Linked DNA regions of Homo sapiens: region 2 is linked to region 1. A link is a contact called in ENCODE Hi-C or POLR2A ChIA-PET data. All regions are on one chromosome and are shown on one strand. Each heading gives the region's core, a stretch centred on a gene start or an enhancer-like site at or near the end of the contact. The rest is flanking DNA. Distances are from core to core; before and after follow the strand shown. Region 1 has its middle 7.2 kb from the start of TRC-GCA11-1. Region 2 has its middle 3.6 kb from the start of TRC-GCA15-1.

Region 1 (2,506 bases), core at 5-2,504:
GGAGCGTGCACTCAGCGGCCATTGTGTGTTTGATTTTTCCCAAGGGCAGGGCCGGCTTTTGTTCATTTCGCGCTTGCTCCAGAGTCTGGCGCAAGGTCCTCAGAGGTCCTCAGTGCACGCGAAATGAACGGATGAACAAGCCACAGGTGACAATGTGCGGGAAGAAACACGGGTACAATCCCAAATCTCTGCCCAGCTGGGATGGAGATGATTTTCTTCATTAAACCTGATCCAACACCTTTAAACGCTATCACTTAAAAATGGATTTTATCATTCCTTCTGATATTTCAGCCCCAATATTAGGTAGAGTACCCGGATCACTGCCAAATCCTCTTACCACCGTTGCAGGTGGCTGGTGTGCGGCAGAAATCCTGCTCCACGGCCCTGCCCTTTGCAGCAAGGTCACCCAGCTGCCTGATAAGGAGTCCAGGGACGGGCAGCAAGCGGGACTGCGGGGAAAGCGCCGGGCACGCCGCGTGGCACCCGAGGCCCGCCCGCCCTTCCTGGCTGGGTATGAACACCAGCCGCGCCCGCGGGCGGCGACCCCGGGCTTCCTCTCGTTCAGGTCGCCTGGCGCGGCCGTGCCTTCCTGCTTCCCTACGGCAGCGGCACACCGGGACCTTGGGGAACCGGGAAGGGGCCCTTCCCCAAGCCAGGCCTCTGGCCCATCCAGGTCCCCTCGAGTCCCCCCAGCTCACCCAGAGCTCAGCGGGTCCCGTCCTCGGTCTCCCCGCCGGCCTCGCGGCTCCATTGCTGCCGCCCGAGAGGCCCTACGCGAGCTCCTAAAACCCTGCGCCCTCCATTTGGCGCCTGTGGGATGGGGCACAACCGTGTCGGTCTCACTGGTGCTGTGAGTGCAGCTGAGAGCCAATGGAGCAAGGACTTAACACAAACGATTATATTTTTATTTTAAAGATGTATTTATGCGTCTCTATCCATATTTTAAATATGCACATTTTCTCGATTACATTAATTTTGATGACTTGACTTTTAGACGTTCCTCTGCCTGGGCGTTTTTTCTCCCGTCTGATGAGAACGGGAGCGCGCTGCTGGGTGCCCGGCAGGGCGCGCCGGCGGCCCACGGGCTGCCTCCCGGGCCAGCGCCACGTCGGGCCGCGCGGGGCCGCGCGCTGCCCCCTGCCGGCCAGAGGCGAGGAGGCCCCGGAGGCCGCGGCGCCCTCACCTGGCCGCTGGCGGCCGCTCTAGGAATGCGCGCGGCCTTCTCGGTGGTGGCGGCCGCCTCGCGCCAGAGACCCGCTAGTCCCGACATCCGAGCCCCAGCCCCGCCTGCCAGCCGGCTGGCCCTTAGTCGCAGTGCGGGAGCCGCCCGGCCGCAGCCCCGAACCAGCCCTGGTTAGCAGGAGCCGCTGTCAGGTTGCTTTTCTTGCACACACTGGCCTGCCGGCCAAGGCCCCAGCAAATCCCCGTGCAAACACAGTTGGTGCAAACACAGTTAGTGCAAACAAAGGTGCGGCCGCAGGAATCTGAGAGCACAGGAAATATGAGACCTACCCCACCTCGAAGGCTCAACCCACGGCACAAAACAGCACAGAAGACCCGGAGGGCCTTGGGTCCCAGAAGGAGAGGGGACTCCGTGAATTGACCCCGAGCTTTAGGGTTGCTCAAGCTTCTTCCCGGGCAGCCTGCATTCTACCCACTTTTCTCGTTGTGCAGATGAGGAAACCAAGGCTGAGGCCCAGCTCCTGGCCGCTCGCTGTGTTTGTCCCATGCGGAGGTGGACCTGGAGGCGCTCTCTCATGATAGGCTGCACTTTTTTTTTTTTTTTTTTTTGAGACGGAGTCTCGCTCTGTCGCCCAAGCTGGAGTGCGGTGGCAGGATCTCGGCTCACTGCAAACTCTGCCTCCCGGGTTCACGCCGTTCTCCTGCCTCAGCCTCTCGAGTAGCTGGGACTACAGGCGCCCGCCACCACGCCTGGCTAATTTTTTATATTTTTAGTAGAGACGGGGTTTCACCGTGTTAGCCAGGCTGGTCTCGATCTCCTGACCTCGTCATCCGCCCGCCTCGGCCTCCCAAAGTGCTGGGATTACAGGCGTGAGCCACAGCGCCCGGCCTGCACTTTTTTTCCTTGATATATTTTCAAATGTCTGCCTAGTTTTTTCCGAAGACTAAATTCTTTAGCCCAGGCTGCGGTGGCCCCCTAATAAAACAAATGCCATGCAAAGACTAACCTCCTGGAGTGGAACTGCCTGGTCCAGGGTACGAGCGTTTTCTAAGGCGTTTGAGGCATAGGGCCAGACGATCCTCCCGCAGGTCGGCCGTCTCCCCTAGTTCTGTGTGGGGAGCAGGCAAGGAAGCCCCGCTCTGTGGGCCGGTGGGAAGGCTGGCAAGCACCCGGTGTATTTGAGTGACGTGTGCCTCCGTGTGAGTGATGTGCAGGCGGCAGGGCCTCTGTCCTATTGTGGGGCCTCACTCTTAACGGATTTGAATGCTGTGGGAGCACTGGGCGGCCAGGGAATCTTTTGAAAAGGCAAATTTGATCATAGTC
Region 2 (2,506 bases), core at 4-2,503, 160 kb before region 1:
GGGCTTGGGTAGAGGAGCTGAAACAGTAATGGGGATACAGGAAGGAGGCTGCCCCAAGAGACCATTTCTACTAACAGAAGGTATTGGAGGGCAGGGACAGGAAAGGGGCAAGTACCCAAGTTCTAGGCCAAAGCTCTAAGTGTGGAACTGAAACAGCAAAAGCTACCTCTTAAAAATTTAAGTTTTTGTAGGTACATAGTGGTATATATTGATGGGGTACATGAGCTATTGGGAAACAGGCATGCAATGTGAAATAAGCTCACCATGGGGAATGGGGTATCCATCCCCTCTAGCATTTATCGTTTGAGTTACCAGTGCCACTTTTTGGAGGGAAAAAAATACTAAATAAAAAGTTCACATCTCTTGTTAAAAGAATCCGCTTTAATGAGTAAGAAATTATGAAACATATCATTGAAAATAAAAGAAGTTCTGTTTTTCAGGCCATACATCTTATACTAATAAGGAGAGTCACAGGATGCAGAATATTTTCAACTCAGAGGAGTAGAGCAAAGTGTCATTTGCAAAATGATCAAATTAGACAGAGCCTCAAGTGACACTACACTTGACCAGGCTCTGTCTTCAGTGCCTGCTTCTCTGTTGTGTTTTCCTGCCATTCAATGTAAAGATAGTAAGACTTTGCTGCTTTCAAATACTTTTATTACCAGAACATGTTTTCAACCTATCTAAAGTATAAACTTATGTTGTTTATATAAATCTGAAGAATTATTAAATATAAGGTAGTTTTTAAAAAGGTTCATAAAACATGATTAGTATAAGGGATACTAAAAATCATGAATTGTGCTTCAGAATTCTATGCTGTATAGTTGAACCTCTATGAATTTTAAGATTTGTGTCAAAAAAGCTGTTTGTTCTCTAAAGCATAGAACGCCATGACATCCTCTAGTTTTTGAGATGGTTGATGTAATTCAGTGATCCCTTCTGCAGAAGTTCACCTTTAAAGCTTAACTATGATGTAAAATTGCCGTTGATAATTGGAACATCTGAACACAACGTAGAACTTTACTTACACTTTAACATGTTGACATTTCATCCTCTGCAAACTGTCTTGGCCTTATAAGGGCTTACTGATTGAGCTATAGATCCTGGTGGTTTGTCTTGGAAATAGAAGACCAATACCACCCCATCCCAGAGAGAATGTCTGGATCAGGCAAGGGAAAAATTAAGACAACTAGGAAATGTTGAAACAGCCTTTGTTCCTGGAAGATGCTGTTCTGGTCCAGTTTTTTTGTTTTGTTTCGTTTTGTTTTTGGTTTTGGTTTTGGTTTTGGTTTTGGTTTTGGTTTTGGTTTTGGTTTTGGTTTTTTGAGACGCAGTCTCACTCTGTCGCCCAGGCTGGAGTGCAGTGGCATGATCTTGGCTCACTGCAAGCTCCGCCTCCCGGGTTCACGCCATTCTCCTGCCTCAGCCTCCTGAGTAGCTGGGACTACAGCCACCCACCCCCACGCCTGGCTAATTTTTTGTATTTTTAGTACAGACGAGGTTTCACCGTGTTAGCCAGGATGATCTCGATGTCCTGACCTCGTGATCTGCCCGCCTTGGCCACCCAAAGTGCTGGGATTACAGGTGTGAGCCACTGCGCCCGGCCTCTGGTCCAGTTTTAAGTGCTGTCTACATAAGTGTGAAATGAAATTCAATCTTGGGGGCCCCAAATCACTAAGCTAAATGGAAAAGTCCAGCTGAGACCTGCTTAGGGCAAACCTGCCTCCCATTTTATTCAAAGTCACCCCTCTGATTATGAGATAAATCTCTATCAGATTGCCTCCTTTAGAGAGGCTCATCAGAAATGCAAAAGAGTGCAACCTTTTGTCTCTTCTCTACCTATGACCTGGAAGCCCCCTCCCAGCTTCCAGTTGTCCCACCTTCGCCTGGTGTTGTCCCACCTTTCTGGATGGAACGAGTGTACATCTTACACGTATTGATTAATAGCTCATGTGTCCCTAAAATGTATAAAACCAAGCTGTGCCCCTACCACCTTTGGAACAGGTTGTCAGGACGCCCTGAGTCAGTGTCACAGACACGCATCTGCGTCCTTGGCAAAATACACTTTCATAATTAATGGAGACCTTTCTCTAGATATTTGGGGTTCACCTAAGGATGAATAAGAAGAGGCAGAGTGGGAACAGGGAGACTTGGGCTACGGAGGCTTCTTGGAAGCTCTGCTAAAGTGGGGTCTTGCCCTTTGCTACAGTCTAGAGCCTCCTGGGAGCTTTTATCATGCCTGGGCCCCACCCTGGATGCTCTGATTTAATTGGTCTGGTGTGAGGCCTGGGAAATGGCACTTTCATGGACTCTTCAAGTGATTCTAATTTATATCTGGGGTTAAGAACCACCACTTTCTAGCCTCAGCATTTGCTGATTTCAGAAAATAATGAAACCTTTACCCTAGTGTCTAATAAGGAAGAAGTTAAAACGTAGACACCTATTTAAAATGTCGTAGTGGGGGGCGGTTCCAAGATGGCCAAATAGGAACAGCTCCAGTCTACAG

The links. A loop is a pair of places that touch in the nucleus more often than their neighbours do. ChIA-PET counts read pairs that join two places held with the same protein, here RNA polymerase II (POLR2A). Pooled maps may share reads with other maps.
Region 2: a loop to region 1 is called in a pooled map, with 2.2 times the contacts of the local background. The contact joins two enhancer-like sites. A Hi-C loop is called at or near these places in 4 of 168 maps with a recorded cell type or tissue (GM12878, OCI-LY7, mammary epithelial cell and 1 more), 19 of 37 single-sample maps with no recorded cell type and 14 of 50 pooled maps. POLR2A ChIA-PET finds 5 or more read pairs at or near these places in 3 of 52 experiments (H1, T-cell and activated naive CD4-positive, alpha-beta T cell).

What each region holds. Positions count from the first base shown.
Region 1 is chr7:149,421,144-149,423,649 of GRCh38, reverse strand. No RefSeq gene overlaps it. Among named protein-coding and RNA genes, the nearest start is that of TRC-GCA11-1, 7.2 kb to the right of the region's middle. RefSeq lists a silencer at 982-1,231 and an enhancer at 1,363-1,862. Within about 2 kb of position 1,254, at least 17 of the 41 ENCODE cell types and tissues checked have a DNase peak (open chromatin) inside an H3K27ac peak, as active enhancers do.
Region 2 is chr7:149,579,903-149,582,408 of GRCh38, reverse strand. It overlaps the pseudogene ZNF767P. Among named protein-coding and RNA genes, the nearest start is that of TRC-GCA15-1, 3.6 kb to the left of the region's middle. Within about 2 kb of position 1,253, at least 2 of the 41 ENCODE cell types and tissues checked have a DNase peak (open chromatin) inside an H3K27ac peak, as active enhancers do.